Regions from separate parts of the Homo sapiens genome. Here region 1 is linked to region 2. The links are chromatin loops, found by intact Hi-C in ENCODE. Cell type or tissue: mammary epithelial cell. All regions are shown on one strand.

Region 1 (8,000 bases), 320 kb before region 2:
TTTCATTTTTGTCATCTCTGTGGATCCTCAAAGAGCCCTGAGAGGTTGGCCTAAGAGACTTTACTCACCCACCTCGCAGACGTGTGAGGTGGGGCTCAGTGGGTGGAGAAGCCACCTGGGGCATCCCTCTGCCCCGGCCTCCCCACTTTACTTCTCTCCTTCTGCCCACCCGCCAGGTCCTGGCTCTGTCCAGCGGCTCCAGAAAGGCCAGTGCGGTGGGTGATGTGGTCAATCTGGTGTCCGTGGACGTGCAGCGGCTGACCGAGAGCGTCCTCTACCTCAACGGGCTGTGGCTGCCTCTCGTCTGGATCGTGGTCTGCTTCGTCTATCTCTGGCAGGTATGCCAGAGGAGGAAGACGGGATTTGAACGGAGTCCCCCACCCCCTCCTTCTCCCCCTCCTCCTTCCCCCTCCCACCCTTCCTCCTCCTGACTTAGCATTCAAGAGGCTGGAAGAGGTCCGCTGTGACCCCAGGGTTAGGGCAAGTCTGAGGCTGTGGGAGAACCAGGTTGGTGTCAGAGAGGCACATGAAAGGTTTTACCCTTGTTCTGCCTTCATCACCCTGGATTCCATTCCTGGTGTAGAAGCTCATAAGGCTTCCTCCCCTCTCCCTCTGCCCCAGCCTCCTCCTCCTGCCCCCCTCCTCTTGCACCCCTCCCTGCACCCTCCCTCCTCCTGCATCTCTCCCACCTTCTGCCCACGCACCCCCTCCTCTTCCTGCACCCCTTCCTTTTCCTCCTTCCCCCTCCTCCTCCTCTTCCTCTCTCCTGCTCCACCTTCTTCTTCCTTTCTGCTCCCTGTCATCTTCCCTCCCACTTCTTCCCTTCTCCCTTCTTCTCCTCTACCGTCCTCCCTCTCTTCCCTCTGCTCTTCCCTCTCCTTCTCTTCCCTTTCTTCTTCCTCTCCTCCTTTTTCTCCTCCCCTTCCACCCCCATCTCCTCCTTCTCCTCCTCCTCCAATCCTGTCTCAATTTGCCTACTATTGTCTGATACGATGGGAAAAGTCCTCAATAAGGATGACCTTCACTTGACCTTGGGCAGGAAGTTCACCCTCTCTGGGCCTCAGTTTCCTCTGTAGAAAGATGATGATGATGACGTTGATACTTCCCCATGTGCTATTAGGGTACCCAGTAGGCAAGTTAACCATGTTTTGAAGTTACCAGTAACCCTGAGGCACCACCATAGCCACTGTCCACAAAACACAAGAGGAGAACATTTTAGGGGGAAAAATTGCTACTTAGTGTTCAAAAAACACAAAGTAGCCATCAGGAAACAACCAAACAAAACAAACAAAACATTTACTTTCCAACTTCATTCCTTTAACGTTGTGGTATAGGATTTTCTTTTTTTAAATTAAAATCAGACTCTGGGCCAGGCACAGTGGCTCATGCCTATAATCTCAGCAATTTGGGGGGTGAGGTAGGTGGATCACTTGAGGCCAGGAGTTCCAGACCAGCCTGGCCAACCCCGTCTCTACTGAAAGATACAAAAATTAGCCGGGCATAGTGGTGGGTGCCTATAACCCCATCCACTCAGGAGGCTGAGGCAGGAGAATCGCTTGAGCCTTGGAGGTGGAAGTTGCAGTGAGCTGAGATAATGCCACTGCACTCCAGCCTGGGTGACAGAGTGAGACTCTGTCTCCAACAAATAAATAAAAGTAAAAATAAAATTAGACTCTGTATCGGGAACTGCCTAGGCTCAAATCCTCCTTCTGACCACTTATCAGTTGTGAATCTGTGTGCAAGGACCCTACTCTCTCTGTGCCTCCTGTTCTTGTCTCCAACGTGAGGATCATAATTAACAGTAGCACTCCTGCCCCAGAGGGGCTGAGGCATTAAACGAGCCCATATGTAGAAAGCACTTAAAAGGGTGCCGGGCACACAACTGCACCCTGTAGGTATTTGTAATATTATCATTAGTTACTTTTCCATAAAGGATAAGACAGTAGATGCTTTTTACACTGGAGGCCACACCATCTCTCCTGCAAATATTCATCTCTGCCCTTGGAGTGCAGAAGTGGCTGTAGACCATACTAAGCAAACAGGCATGGTATTCCTCCAATAAAACTCTATTTATGGATGCTGACATTTGAAGTGCATATCATTTTCATATGTCGTGAAATAGTATCCTTTTGATTTTTTTTTTTTTTTTGAGACAGAGTCTCACTGTGTTGCCCAGGCTTTGGTGCAATGGCACAACTTCGGCTCACTGCAACCTCCACCTCCCAGGTTCAAGCAATTATCCAGCCTCAGCCTCCTGAGTAGCTGGGATTACAGGCGTGCACCACAACATCTGGCTAATTTTTGTATTTTTAGTAGAAACTGGGTTTCACCATGTTGGCTGGGCTGGTCCTGAACTCCTGACCTCAGGTGATCTGCCCACCTCAGCCTCCCAAAGTGCTGGGATTACGGGCATGAGCCACTGTGCCTGGCCTTGTAAAAACTGTTAATGGCATTTTGATTGTAATTGCTGAATATTCCAAAAAAAACTCGAATGCTCATGCATATGATTGTTTTTGCTAAGGCTAGGGGCCAGGACTTTTTCCAGTGTCTTCACCTTGTATTCCAGGGCCTTGCAAACAATAGGCAGGTGCTTAGCAATTACAACATAAGGCACTCAGACAGGGCTTCATGTGCAGTACATAAATGTCATCATTAGGAAGAAAGAGAGGGAGAGAGGAAGAACATGGGAAAATTCAGGGCAATTGATCAGGTTGACCCCACCGTTGCTAAAAATCAGATGAGACCAGGCGGGGCACGGTGGCTCACGCCTGTAATCCCAGCACTTTGGGAGGTGAAGGCCGGCAGAACACTTGAGGTCAGGAGTTCAAGACCAGCCTGGCCAACATGGCAAAACCCTGTCTCTACTGAAAATATAAAAATTAGCCGGGCATGGTGGCATGTGCCTGTAATCCCAGCTACTAGAGAGGCTGAGGCAGGAGAATCACTTGAACCCGGGAGGTGGAGGTTGCAGTGAGCTGAGATCACATCACTGCACTGCAGCCTGGACGACAGAGTGAGACTCCTTCTAAAAAAAAAAAAAAAAAAAAAAAAAAAATTAGATGAGACCAACAAGATATCCATAGATAATGCACCATGTTACTTTGCTTGTGTACTTTTCCTGCCTCTTGGTAGACAGTTCCTAACATCACCGTGAGGTCTTGGTGAAGGAGGAGTGGACACTGAGGTTGCTACAGTTTAATGATACCATTTTTCCCCCAGACAGAGATGTTCATCTTCTGCTCACATTCCTTGAGTGTTTTTCCAAGCCCTGCTGTGGGCTGGTGTTTACCCTCTGCGCCCTTCTCCATTGAGCCACTAGGTAGCGCCATTGCCGCATAAATGAAACAAACTGGCCCAATGTTAGAAAATAGTGTTCCCAGGCCAGGTGGGGTGGCTCAAACCTGTAATATCAGCACTTTGGGAGGCTGAGGTGGGTGGATCACTTGAGGCCAGGAGTTCGAGACCAGCCTGGGCAACGTGGTGAAACCCCATCTCTACTAAAAATACAAAAATTAGCCGAGTGACACATGCCTGTAATCCCAGCTACTCAGGAGGCTGAGACAGGAGAATCGCTTGGGAAGCAGAGGTTGCAGTGAGCCAAGATCATGAGACTGCACTCCAGCCTGGGTCACAGAACAAGAATCCATCTCAAAATAAACAAACAAATAAATAAATAAATAAACATAGTGTTCCTAAGGACTGAGACGGGAAACTGAGGCACACAGACTGGAGTTGGGGTGGGGCTTGTCAAGAGAATGGGTCCAAATAACCTGTGCAGAAATCTCAGAAAGTCACAGCAACTTAAAAATCATTTATTCTACCCCCCACTTCCACATTTTCCAGATATAGAAACCAAAGCCGAGAGGGGGAAGATAACCATCCCAAAATCACCACGTTGGTGGGGGAGCAGGGTTGCCAGAGAAAACACAGGACATTCAGTGAAGTGTGAGTTTCAGACAAACGGAAGAATTTCTCAGTGTATGTCCCAAATATTTCACGAGACTTAGACTAAAACCTTATTCACTCTTTATCTTCAAATGTAACTGGGCATTCTGTATGATGATTTACTAAATCTGACAACCCTTGCGAGGGATGAAATGAAGATTAGGAAAATAATTAAACGCAATAAGAGAAAATGCCAAATGAGAACAACTCTATTCCCATTTTGCAGACAAGAGAATTGCACCTAAGGGAGATGACTTGCCCCAAGGCCACACTCAAAACTCTCAGGGTCAGGATTTGAACCAGGTCCCCTGATTCCATAGGTCTCAACTTTACTGTTGTGGCTGGGAACACCCCCCAGTCCCACTCGTGTGTGTGCACAATCTGTCTTGAATATAACTCTCTCCCTATCGTGTAAGAGGGCTGTTTCCCTCCCTGACATTGAAGGACCCCACCTTCAGCAGGCATCTCCTGACACAGCAGACCCCATGAGCACAGATCCCTGGGACCTGGTGGCTGCCCTTATCAGATTCCCTGACATCCCCATCTTAGGACCCAAGTCTGACCACCTTCGGGGTCTGCAGCTGTGTTACAGAAAAGGGGTCCTGATCCAGATCCCAAAAGAGGGTTCTTGGATCTCGTGCAAGAAAGAATTCAGGGCGAGTCCATAAAGTGAAAGCAAGTGTTTGTTTGTTTGTTTTTTGAGACGGAGTCTCACTCTGCCACCCAGGCTGGAGTGCAGTGGTGCGATCGTGGCTCACTGTAAGCTCCGCCTCCTGGGTTCAAGCTATTCTCCTGCCTCAGCCTCTCGAGTAGCTGGGATCACAGGTGCCCACCACCACACCTGGCTAGTTTTTATATTTTTAGTAGAGACTGTGTTTCACTATGTTGGCCAGGCTGGTCTCAAACTCCTGACCTCAGGTGATCTGCCCGCCTCCGGCCTCCCAAAGTGCTGGTATTACAGGCATGATCCACCGTGCCCGGCCAAAAGCAAGTTTTTTAGTAAAGTAAAGATCTAAAAGAATGGCTACTCCATAGAGAGAGCAACCCAGAGGGCTGCTGGTTGCCCATTTTTATGGTTATTTCTTGATGATATGCTAAACAAGGGGTGGATTATTCATGCCTTTCCTTCTTAGACCATATAGGGTAACTTCCTGATGTTGCCATGGCATTTGTAAACTGTCATGGCGCTGGTGGAGTGTAGCAGTGAGGATGACGGGAGGTCACTCTCGTAGCCATCTTGGTTTTGGTGGGATTTGGCCGCCTTCTTTACTGCAACCTGTTTTATCAGGAAGGTCTTTGTGACCTGTATCTTGTGCCGACCTCCTATCTCATCCTGTGACTTACAATACCCTAACCGTCTGGGAATGCAGCCCAGTAGGTCTCAGCCTCATTTTACCCAGTCCCTATTCAAGATGGAGTTGCTCTGGTTCACGTGCCTCTGAGAGCTGGGCTCCTCGGGATCTCCTGACATCCTGCCCCTTCTATCCCCAGCTCCTGGGGCCCTCCGCCCTCACTGCCATCGCTGTCTTCCTGAGCCTCCTCCCTCTGAATTTCTTCATCTCCAAGAAAAGGAACCACCATCAGGTTTGGCTTTTGGGAAAGGGACGGACCAGGCAGGAAGTAGGGAGGAAGCCACAGGTCCTGGTGTGGGAGATGCGGAGGGGAGAGCTGAGTGCGAGCCCACGGGTCTGGCTTTGTTCTTGTCGTCTGTGAGCTGCCCATCACTCAGACCTGCACCCCCTCCCCCTATCCTCTCAATGGACAGTGGCTCCGTCCCTCCAATGTTCAGGCCACAGGCCCTGGGTCAGTTCAATGCCTTTTTCTCTCACATCCCATCTGTCAGCAGATTTGCTTGGCATCACCTTCAAAATGCATCCAAAATGTCACACTTCCCAGCATAGGCTCTCCGAACCCCATGATCTCTAACCCAGGTCACAGCAGCAAGCCCCTGGCTCACTCCCCGCCTCTGCCCTCAGCCTCTCTCCACTCCCAGCCAGAGGAGACCTATGCAAACCAAATACGTTGTACCCCTCCTCTACTCAGACCCACAGCGGCCCCATTTTCCTCAGACTGAGCCAAAGACCCCACAGTGGCCCACCAGGCCCGCCCTGAGCTGGCCTTATTGCTTCCAACCTCACCTTCTACCCATCTCCCCTCCTTCCCTGCCTTTCCCCACACATCTCCCATCCTCAAACCTGCCCGATCTCACACATCCCTGCAGGCCTTCGCTTTAGCTGTTCCCTCCACCTGGATCACCCTCACTCCCGAAGATCCTCTGTCACCTCCCTGCAGTCAGGGCGGCTTCCCTCACCACCCTCCAGCAAGGAAATGGCACGTCCATCCCTCCCCTCCCAGCAGCAGCCTCTCCTTTGCCTGCCCTGGGATTGTTTTTGCTTTTTTCCCCCCACAGCACTTCCCACAACCTACAGGGTCCTACAGGAAGCACCCGGCAGGGTTGATTGCCTTGTTTTCCTTAACTGGAAGCTTTGCAACAGCACAGGCCACTGATTGTGGCCAACTCGGCATCTAGTTAGTGCTTGGCAGGCAGAAGGTTCTCAGTAAGTGTTTGTGAACTATGGAAGAAAGGAGGGAGGGAAGAAGGAAAGGAGGAGAGGAAGGAGGGAGGGGAAGGAGAGAAAAGGAGGGAGGGAAGGAAAGATAGGAAAGGGGAGGAAGGACAGAGGGAAGGAGGGAAGGAAAGAATTGAGGGCGGAAGAGAAGGAATGAGGGAGAGAAGGAAGAAAGGGGGGAGGGAGGGAAGGAAATAAAAGGAAAGAGGGAAGAAAGCAAAGGAAAGAGGAAGAAAGGAGATAGGGAAGGAAGGAAAGAAAAGGCGGGAAAGAGAGAGGGAGAGATGGGGGATGGAGGGAAGGAACTTATTTCCTCTCTTGGCCCAGCTGTCCCAGTGTCCGTCTGTCACCTGGGCTGTTTCTTCAGCCTCCTGCGTGGACTCCTCTAAAACATTCTAGGCTGGGCACAGTGGCTGACACCTGTAATCCCAGCACTTTGGGAGGCCACACCTGTAATCCCAGCACTTTGGGAGGCCGAGGCAGGCAGATCACCTGAGGTCAGGAGTTCAAAACCAGCCTGGCCAACATGGCATAACCCTGCCTCCACAAAAAATACAAAATTTAGCCGGGCGTGGTGGCGGGCGCCTGTAATCCCAGCTACTCGGGAAGCTCAGGCAGGAGAATCGCTTGAACCCAGGAGGCGGAGGTTACAGTGAGCCGAGACCACACCACTGCACTCCAGCCTGGGCGACAGAGGAAGACTCGGTCTCAAAAAGTAAAACCTTCTCCAGGCAGCTGCCCCTCTGATGATGCCCCCCGCCCCATGGTGAAGCACAGGAGACCCTGAATTCTTCTGCCTGACTTTAAAGTGCCAAGTGACCCTGCCCACACGCTCCTCTGGTCACACTGAGTGTCCTCTGAGTCATGCTATTCCCTGTGCCTGGGTTTTAGGTGCCCCCGCCACCCCCCTACCCCCCAGCCCCCACCCCCCACCCCCATCTCAAGCCCCTCCCCTCCCTCTTCTCCAGCTCCATCCCCCCATCCTCTGCCTGCTCAGCACGCACTTCCTGGTCATTTAAGATTTAGCTCAGGCTGTAATCCCAGCATTTTAGGAGGCTGAGGGCAGAGGATCACTTGAGCCCAGGAGCTCGAGGCCAACCTGGGCAACATAGTGAGACCCCAACTCCACAAAAAATGTAAAAGGTAAAAAAAAAAAAAGACGTAGCTCAGGCATCAACCACCTCCAGGTAGCCTTCCTGATGGTGTCATACCCAGGTGGGCTCAGGCTGCCTCTGTTCTCCGGGCATCAGAGGCTTCCTCCATGGGGCACATTATCCCAGGGGCACTCCTGCAGAAGTCCAGGTACAGGATGATGGTGGTTGGACCAGGAGTGAGGGTCAGAGGTGCTGAGAGGCAGACAGGTTTGGGACGCAGTTTGGTGAGATGAATGGGATTTGCTGAAGGGTGGCTGTCAGGGTGCAGGGAAGAGTTCTCAACTGTCCCTGTCTTCATCTCTCTTTTTCCCTCCGATCCCAGGAGGAGCAA
Region 2 (8,000 bases):
TTCTCCCTCTTCTATTGGAGCATCTTAACTTCTATTGGAGCATCTTTCCTTTCTGTTGGCCCTGTTCAGATAGTAACTCCTTTATGGCATTTTCCTCTTTCTCTTCCTCTCATCTTCCCTTGTTTCTTTTTTTTTTCTTTTTTCCTTTTTGTGAGATAGGGTCTCGCTCTGTCGCCCATGCTGGAGTGCAGTGGCCCCATCTCAGCTCACCGCAATCTCCTCCTGGGTTCAACTGATTCTGCCTCAGCCTCCTGAGTAGCTGGGATTACAGGTGTGCACCACCATGCCCAGCTAATTTTTTTTCATATTTTTTTGTAGAGATGGGGTTTCACCATGTTGGCCAGGCCGGTCTCGAACTCCTGGCCTCAAGTGATCTGCCCACCTCCACCTCCCAAAGTGCTGTGAGGTTTTTTTGTTTGTTTTTTCAAGGCAGGGTTTCACTCTGTTGCCCAGGTCTCTAGAGTGCAGCGGCTTGATCATGGCTCACTGCAGCCTCGAACTCCTGGGCTCAAGCGATTCTCCCACCTCAGCCTCCCATGTAGCTGGAATTACAGGCATACGCTGGCATGCACCATCATGCCTGGCCAATTTTTGTATTTTTTTTAGAAATGGTGTTTTACCATGTTAGCCAGGCTGGTCTCCAATTCCTCAGCTCAAGTTATCCACCTACCTTGGCCTTCCAAAGTGTTGGGATTACAGGCATGAGCCACTGCACCTGGTAACAAGTGTTTTGAAAAGTATAAAAATTGTATAATTGAGAACAGTGGGAAAAATAATTGGGGGAATCTAAGCGTGACTTAGGATGAGCAGTGAGTTATTACATCATTTAATACAAGACATCATTTTACATTTAGCAGTTGATGGAAATAAGCAATGACTATTACTGGCTTCTTGGTAGCTTTTGAGATACCTACTTCAGATGAAAGTATTAAGAAGTTTGTGCTCACTTTAACAGCACATAAACTAAAATTGGAGCGGTACAGAGATTAGCATGGCCCCGGCAAAGGGATGACACGCAAATTCGTGAAATGTTTGATATTTTTTTAAAAAAGAAGGCCGGGCGCATTGGCTCACGCCTGTAATCTCAGCACTTTGGGAGGCCGAGGCGGGCAGATCACGAGGTTAGGAAATGGAGACCATCCTGGCTAACACGGTGAAACCCCGTCTCTGCTAAACATACAAAAAATTAGCCGGGCAAGGTGGCGGATGCCTGTAGTCCCAGCTACTTGGGAGGCCGAGGCAGGAAAATGGGCGTCAAACGGGGAGGTGGAGCTTGCAGTGAGCCGAGATCGTGCCACTGCACTCAGCCTGGGCGACAGAAGCGAGACTCCGTTTCCAAAAAAAAAAAAAAAAGTAAGTTTGAGAGAGGATGAGGAAGCAAAAAAAAAAGTTGCTAAAACGGCTTTATTTTTTAAAAGTTAGGTAACTTCTTTAAGCCCTTGTTTCTCACACTTCAGTGATTGGCATTCACAGAGTTTGCCATAGTCACATATTACTCATATTATTTACTTACAGATCTGCAGTGCTGCATCTGAAACCACTGAGGCCAGATACATGTTTGAAAATCCAAATGCTGTCGGGTTTTAAAATGACATGCCTGTAGTCCTAGCTACTTAGGAGGGTGAGGCAAGAAGATTACTTAAATCCAGGAGATTGAGGCTGCAGTGAGCCATGATCTTGCTGCTGCACTCCAGTGTGGGCCACACAGCGAGAGTTCTTTTTTTTTTTTTCGAGACAGAGTCTCACTCTGTCGTCCAGGCTGGAGTGCAGTGGCGTGATCTCGGCTCACGGCAACTGCCGCCTCCCAGGTTCAAGCGATTCTCCTGCCTCAGCCTCCCAAGTAGCTGGGACTATAGACGCATGCCACCACGCCTGGCTAATTTTTTGTATTTTTAGTAGAGACGGTTTCACCGTGTTAGCCAGGATGGTCTCGATCTCCTGACCTCATGATCCTCCTGCCTCGGCCTCCCAAAGTGCTAGGATTACAGGTGTGAGCCATCGGCCCAAGACTTCAATTCTTTAAAAAAAAAAAAAAAGTAATATGGTACATCTACCAAATACTACATGTATGTGCCAGGGAGTCCTAAAGTAGTATTCCACAATCACATTAATATTTTCTTTCTCTTTTTTTTTTTTTTTGAGTGCAATGACATGATCTCAGCTCACTGCAACCTCTGCCTCTTGGGTTCAAGTGACTCTTCTGCCTCAGCCTCCTGAGTAGCTGGGATTACAGGAGCATGCCACCACACCCGGCTAATTTTGTATTTTTAGTAGATACGGGGTTTCTCCATGTTGGTCAGGCTGGTCTTGAACTCCCGACCTCAGGTGATCCTCCTGCCTTGGCCTCCCAAAGTGCTGGGATTACAGGCTTGAGCCACCACACCCAGCACATTAATGTTTTCACACAAAGTAAGATAAAGTCTGTAATAGCCTTGTTAATAGCCTTGTTAGGTCAACCCTTGCCATCTGATGATTTTTTGCCAGATATATGAAGAGAATCCAGTTTTCAGAATTTTGCATTTCAGAATTACAGGCAAGTTATTGTGAGGCCGCACTTTTCTTTATCTTTTTGAAACTTATTTTAAAAGATAAACCTTAATCCATGAATTTGCAAGTTGCCTCTCCCTTCTGCACTCAAGCGATCCTCTCACCTCAGCCTCCCAAGTAGCTGGGACCACAGGTGCATATTACCTTCTGTGGCTAATTTAAAATAAAATTGCTGTAGAGCTAGGGGACTCGCTATGTTGTTCAGGCTGTCTCAAACTCCTGTTTGAGGCCAGGCTGGCCCCCCAAAGTCCTGGGATTACAGGCCTGAGCCCCCATGTCCAACCCAAAATTTTAATCACAAGTACATTTTTTTGAATATTTATTTAAAAAATAAAACTTTTAACATTTAAAAATCATCTTGAACCAGTTAACACTTTGGGGAAGATTAAAGTAAACAAAGAGACCTGTTTTATATTACTAGGTGACGCTTTCATAAGAGTTGCGGCATCTTATTAAATAAAGAAACTTACTTTCCTGGTTTCCCTGTGGCATGGAAAAATTAGTGTGATATTATTCCAGAATTTGGTAGCTTAGAACAACAACATAGATTATTTGTGGAATATTCGGGGATTTGGGATTGGCTTAGTCACGTAAGTCTAGCTCAGGCTCCCCCTTGAGGTTGGAGTCAAGATGCCAGCCAGGGTTGTAGTCGGAAGCCTTGAATGTGGCTGAACTATCTGCTTCCAAACTCATAATGATATTGACAGGCGGCCTCAATTCCTTACTGCATGTAACTTTCCAGGGCTGCTGAAGTGTCCTGAGGCATCTGACTTCTCCCAAAGGCAGCAATCCAAGAGAGAAAGCAAGGAGGAAGCTGCAGGGCCATTACCACGTGGCCTCTGAAGTCAGCTTTGTGCCAGTTAGAAGTGAGTTCAGCTCACACTCAGAGGGCAATGAGATTCCATCTTTGGAAGGGAGCGTCGTACTGTAAACCATTATACCAGCTAGTAAATAGATACATATCTCAAAAAATAAATCCTCCCCACAAATATATACACCTACTATGTACCCACAAAAATTAAAAATAAAGATTAAATCCTTTTAATTGTGTTTTCAAATTTGAGATTGGAAACAAAGGAAAACATTTCCATTGTACCACTCTTGATTGTCAGCAGAGCAGCTTTCCTTGATGCAAGAGTACTAATATAAATTCCCAGGCAGCACACTGTAAGGAAAACAATATGGGATTTGGGGTTCAAGTGTAAACTTTGTTTACTATCTGGGGGAATCTCTAGCAAATCTCCTGGCTGTGGTTTTCTCCTTTATAAATTGCAGTTGATGATCTTGACATTACACGATGAGGATTAGATGAGAAGAGGTATACGTTCTGTAAACTATAAAGAAGATTTTAAAATAATAGGTAATGTAAATATTAATCTAAATAAATGTTAGCTACACAGGAGCTAACATTTATATACCATTTCATATGTGCCAGGCACAGTAAAAAACACTTGACATTTATTAACTCATTTAGTGCATAACAGCCCTATAAGGGAGGGACGGTGCTTATCCTAATTTATAAAGGAAGAAACATTTATGAGGCTGGAGAGGTTAAGAATCTTACACAGAGTCCCACAGCTAGCAAATGGCAAAGCCAGAATTTGAACTCAGGTCACCTGGCTCTCAGGACCTAAGACTTTTTCAGGGCAAGGACTTATTAATCAAGAGGTGTTTATTGAATACCTGTTGTGTATTAGATGGGGTTAGGTATTGGGAAATACTCTACTGGACTTTGGAGTTTAAAAGAGATTCCTGTGGATTGATAGAAATGATATTTCAGTGTAGATGAGGTTTAAGTTGTTAACATGTTTTCTCTGGGTTTTAAAATTGTCATGAAATTAAGTGGTACTCTTAAATTTAAAAGTATGAACAATTTGCATTTTGGATAATCATGCCGCTTTTTAAAGTCTAGTGAATCACTTGGTCTTTTTGATGTCAGAGGTTACCTTTTAAAGAATAAATGTTTTAAGCTTTTCCCGTTTATGCAGATTTATTAGCTTTTGGTTTTGTTTTGTTTTCTTCCTGCTATAGACCTCTTTTATATGGGATTTTAGCCCATTTCTTGCGTGGAACTAAGGATGGCATCCAGAATGCATTTCTGAAAGGGCCTTCACTTCAGCCTTCAGACCCAAGTCTTGGCAGACAACCTAGTAGAAGAAAGCCAATGGGTATGAGTTTTCCAAGATTCATCATTTAGCTGTCAGCAAATATGTTTTCTTCCTATATATTTTTCTTTTGGAGTCTTTACTGAGCTTTTGAGTCATAGTTTAATTCTGCTTATATCTAATATGTCTAGCCTATGTTACTCCAAGAAACAGAATGCTTTTTGTAAAGAATCTTGGACAGGGAAGGGTGGGAGGCATAACTGGGCAGAATTCTTAGATGTAATTTCTTTATAGAAGTATTTAAAACTCTGGGCTAGGCACAATGGCTCATGCCTGTAATCCCAGCAGTTTGGGAGGCCGAGGCAGGTGGATCGCTTGAGGCCAGGAGTTTGAGACTAGCCTAAGTGACATGGTGAAACCCCATCTCTATTTTTTTAATTAAAAAATTATATTAATTAAATTTAAAAAAAAACAAAAAAATACTGAAAACTCCAATTTTCATGTAAATTGTAAGTATTTGGAGCAGCTTAGATCCTTGGTATACTGAATAAATAGCTTTTTATCAAGTGATTATTTTTTTTCCTCTCCATGACTGCAAAATAAAAGGTAAGATTGCTAAATACAGATAGAGAAGTCATTTGCATTTTTAGGATACTGTTTATGTTACAGTGGAAGTTACCTACAAGTTACAGATTGTTAGGAGAATCGCCCACATTTCTTTCAGATTGCCTGTTTTTTAAATGAGCTTTTGGTAGCTTTTAAATTTTTATGTATTTTTTTGAGACATAAAAATACATAAATTTTTATGTATTTTTTTGAGACATAAAAATACATAAATTTTTATGTATTTTTTCTAGTCACTCTGTCGCCTGACTAGAGTGCAGTGGTGCTATTATAGCTCACCGTAACCTTGAACTGCCGGGCTCAAGCAATCCTCTCACCTTCTTGCCTCAGCTTCCCAAGTAGCTAGGACTTCAGGCACCACACCCAGCTAATTTTTTAATTTTTGTGGACATGGAAGTCTCAACCGTGTTCACTAGGCTGGTCTTGAACTCGGTCTTAAGTGATTTCCCACCTCAGCCTCTCAGAGTGTGGGGGTTACAGGCACGAGCCTGTACCTGGCCCTGACTTATTTTGATTATCCCAGCAATGGGATCCCATTTTCACCATTTGAATTGAGTGGGTTATAGCTCAGTGTTTTCAGTTGTGGTAGAGAGCTGATCAATTTTTTTTTTTTTTTGAGACAGAGTCTCGCTCTGTCGCCCAGGCTAGAGTGTAGTGGTGTGATCTCGTCTCACTGTAAGCTCTGCCTCCTGGGTTCATGCCATTCCCCTGCCTCAGCCTCCCAAGTAGCTGGGACTACAGGCGCCCATCACCACACTCGGCTAATTTTTTGTATCTTTAGTGGAGACAGGGTTTCCCTGTGTTAGCCAGGATGGTCTTGATCTCCTGACCTCATGATCCGCCCACCTTGGCCTCCCAAAGTGCTGGGATTACAGGCTTGAGCCACCGCGCCCAACCAAGAGCTGGTCAATTTTTAAGGACAGTTAAAGGTGGGGTTTAGGCTGCCAATTATCAGAACAAATGTAAATCTTGAATGTTGACACGAACTTTTAGGAAACTTTTAGGAAACGCCTAAAATGTGGATTGCCTTTGTAGTTTCCTAAACTGCTATGACCAGTAGTGACCGTGTTAGATGCTTGGTGTCTCTTGAGGTCTGAAAGTAAACAGTGAATCAGGATAACCTATTTTGGAGGTGGTTTCTGACTGCACTAGGAGATATCTTTCTATATATATTAGAATGCTGAACTGGATGGAACGTTGGAAAATAAGTCATTCCCATCTACTTATTTCATAGTTGAGAAAACTTTAAGAAGGTTCCAATACTAAGAGGTTAAGTAACTCAACTAAGACCTGTAGCAGATAATTAGTAGCAGAATCAGCACATTTGATTGCTGTTCCCGTATACCTTTCCACATATAGATTATGGAGAAGTTTTCCAAATTCTCTTTTTAGGGATTGGTAAGGAACTGACATTACTGCCTACTAATTGGCAAGTACTTAACGAGCAAAATAAAACATTAATAGTGCAAGTACATGAGTAAATCTCTAAATTTTTTAAATAGTAAAAAGTTCCCTTTAACTTTCCTTTCTTCCTTCTTGCCTCTCCCTAACTCCTCAATTCTTCTCCCTTTTTATAGAAGGTGTCCCTGTTAGCAGTTTGCAGGGTATTCTTTGGGACTCATTTCTATTTTATTTTATTTATTTTATTTTATTTTATTATTATTATTTAAATTTTAGATGGACTGTCACTCTGTCACCCAGGCTGGAGTGCAATGGCACAATCTCACCTCACTGCAACCTCCGCCTCCCAGGTTCAAGTGATTCTCCTGCCTCCCAAGTAGCTGGGGCTGCAGGCATGTGCTACCACACCCGCCTAATTTTTGTATTTTTAGTAGAGATGAGGTTCACTGTGTTGGCCAGGCTGGTCTCCAACTCATGACCTCAGGCAATCCACCCCCCTTGGCCTCCCAAAGTGCTGGGATTACAGGTGTGAGCCACTGCATCTGGCCATGCCCAGCCCCTTCGGGACTCATTTCTGTGTATTTAAATATATATACATTGTTATGGTGCACGTTATCCTGCAATTTGCTTTTTTTTACTTGTTGATACGTGTAGATCTCGTTTTTAACTTTGTTTCATATTCCAGAGTATTATTACAATCATCCTTTTTTTAATTTTAGAGATGAGGTCTTACTCTGTCATCCAGGTTGGAGTGCAGTGGCACAATCATAGCTCACTGTAGCCTCAAACTCCTGGGATCAGTCTTTCCACATCAGCATCCCAAGTAGCCGGGACTATAGGGGTGCACCACTGCACCTCGCTTATTTTTTAATTTTTTGCAGTCAGGGTCTTGTCCTGTTGCCCAGGCTACTCTCCCACCTTATAATCACTCTTATTTAGTTTTAAATATTTTGCTTTTACGGTATTGTGATGTAACATTGTATCTTTGTCCACACATTACAGTATTGTGATGTAACATTGTATCTTTGTCTACACGTTTCTCTTGTGTGGATGCCTAAAGTAGAGTTGTTGGTTCAAAGGATATGCATATTTAAAAATGTAGTAGATATTGTCTAATTCCCCTCCAAAAAGGCTTTATCAGTCTATACACTTACCAAGAATATATGACAATATGAGTTTCTGAGTTCAGTTGTCACCAGTGGATATTGTACACCTTAACACTTCTTAACACAGCAACCCCAAGTCATTGATACTATCAGTCCCATAAAGAAAAATAACCGCTTGAGAAATAACTTTCTGGTTTGTAAGTTTCATAATCAGCCT

What was found. Peaks named below come from ENCODE experiments on the same cell type or tissue, not always from the same donor. Only the 100,000 strongest peaks of a DNase experiment are listed, where the experiment ranks them.
Region 1: it touches region 2 in a loop (15-fold over the local background); 6 of 110 quality-filtered maps call a loop at or near these places.

The regions. Positions count from the first base shown.
Region 1 is chr16:16,190,359-16,198,358 of GRCh38, reverse strand. ABCC6 (ATP binding cassette subfamily C member 6) reads left to right here. Exons shown (of 31, transcript NM_001171.6): 10 at 177-338; 11 at 5,437-5,529; 12 at 7,992-8,000. Among named protein-coding and RNA genes, the nearest start is that of ABCC6, 29 kb to the left of the region's middle. In mammary epithelial cell, a CTCF peak has its summit at 3,307 (motif pointing right); no DNase peak of the experiment used is centred here; H3K27me3 peaks cover 127 bases.
Region 2 is chr16:15,870,206-15,878,205 of GRCh38, reverse strand. CEP20 (centrosomal protein 20) reads left to right here. Exons shown (of 5, transcript NM_144600.4): 4 at 4,579-4,715. It also overlaps the pseudogene RNU6-213P. Among named protein-coding and RNA genes, the nearest start is that of CEP20, 14 kb to the left of the region's middle. In mammary epithelial cell, a CTCF peak has its summit at 3,162 (motif pointing left); a DNase peak (open chromatin) is centred at 3,185; H3K27ac peaks cover 267 bases.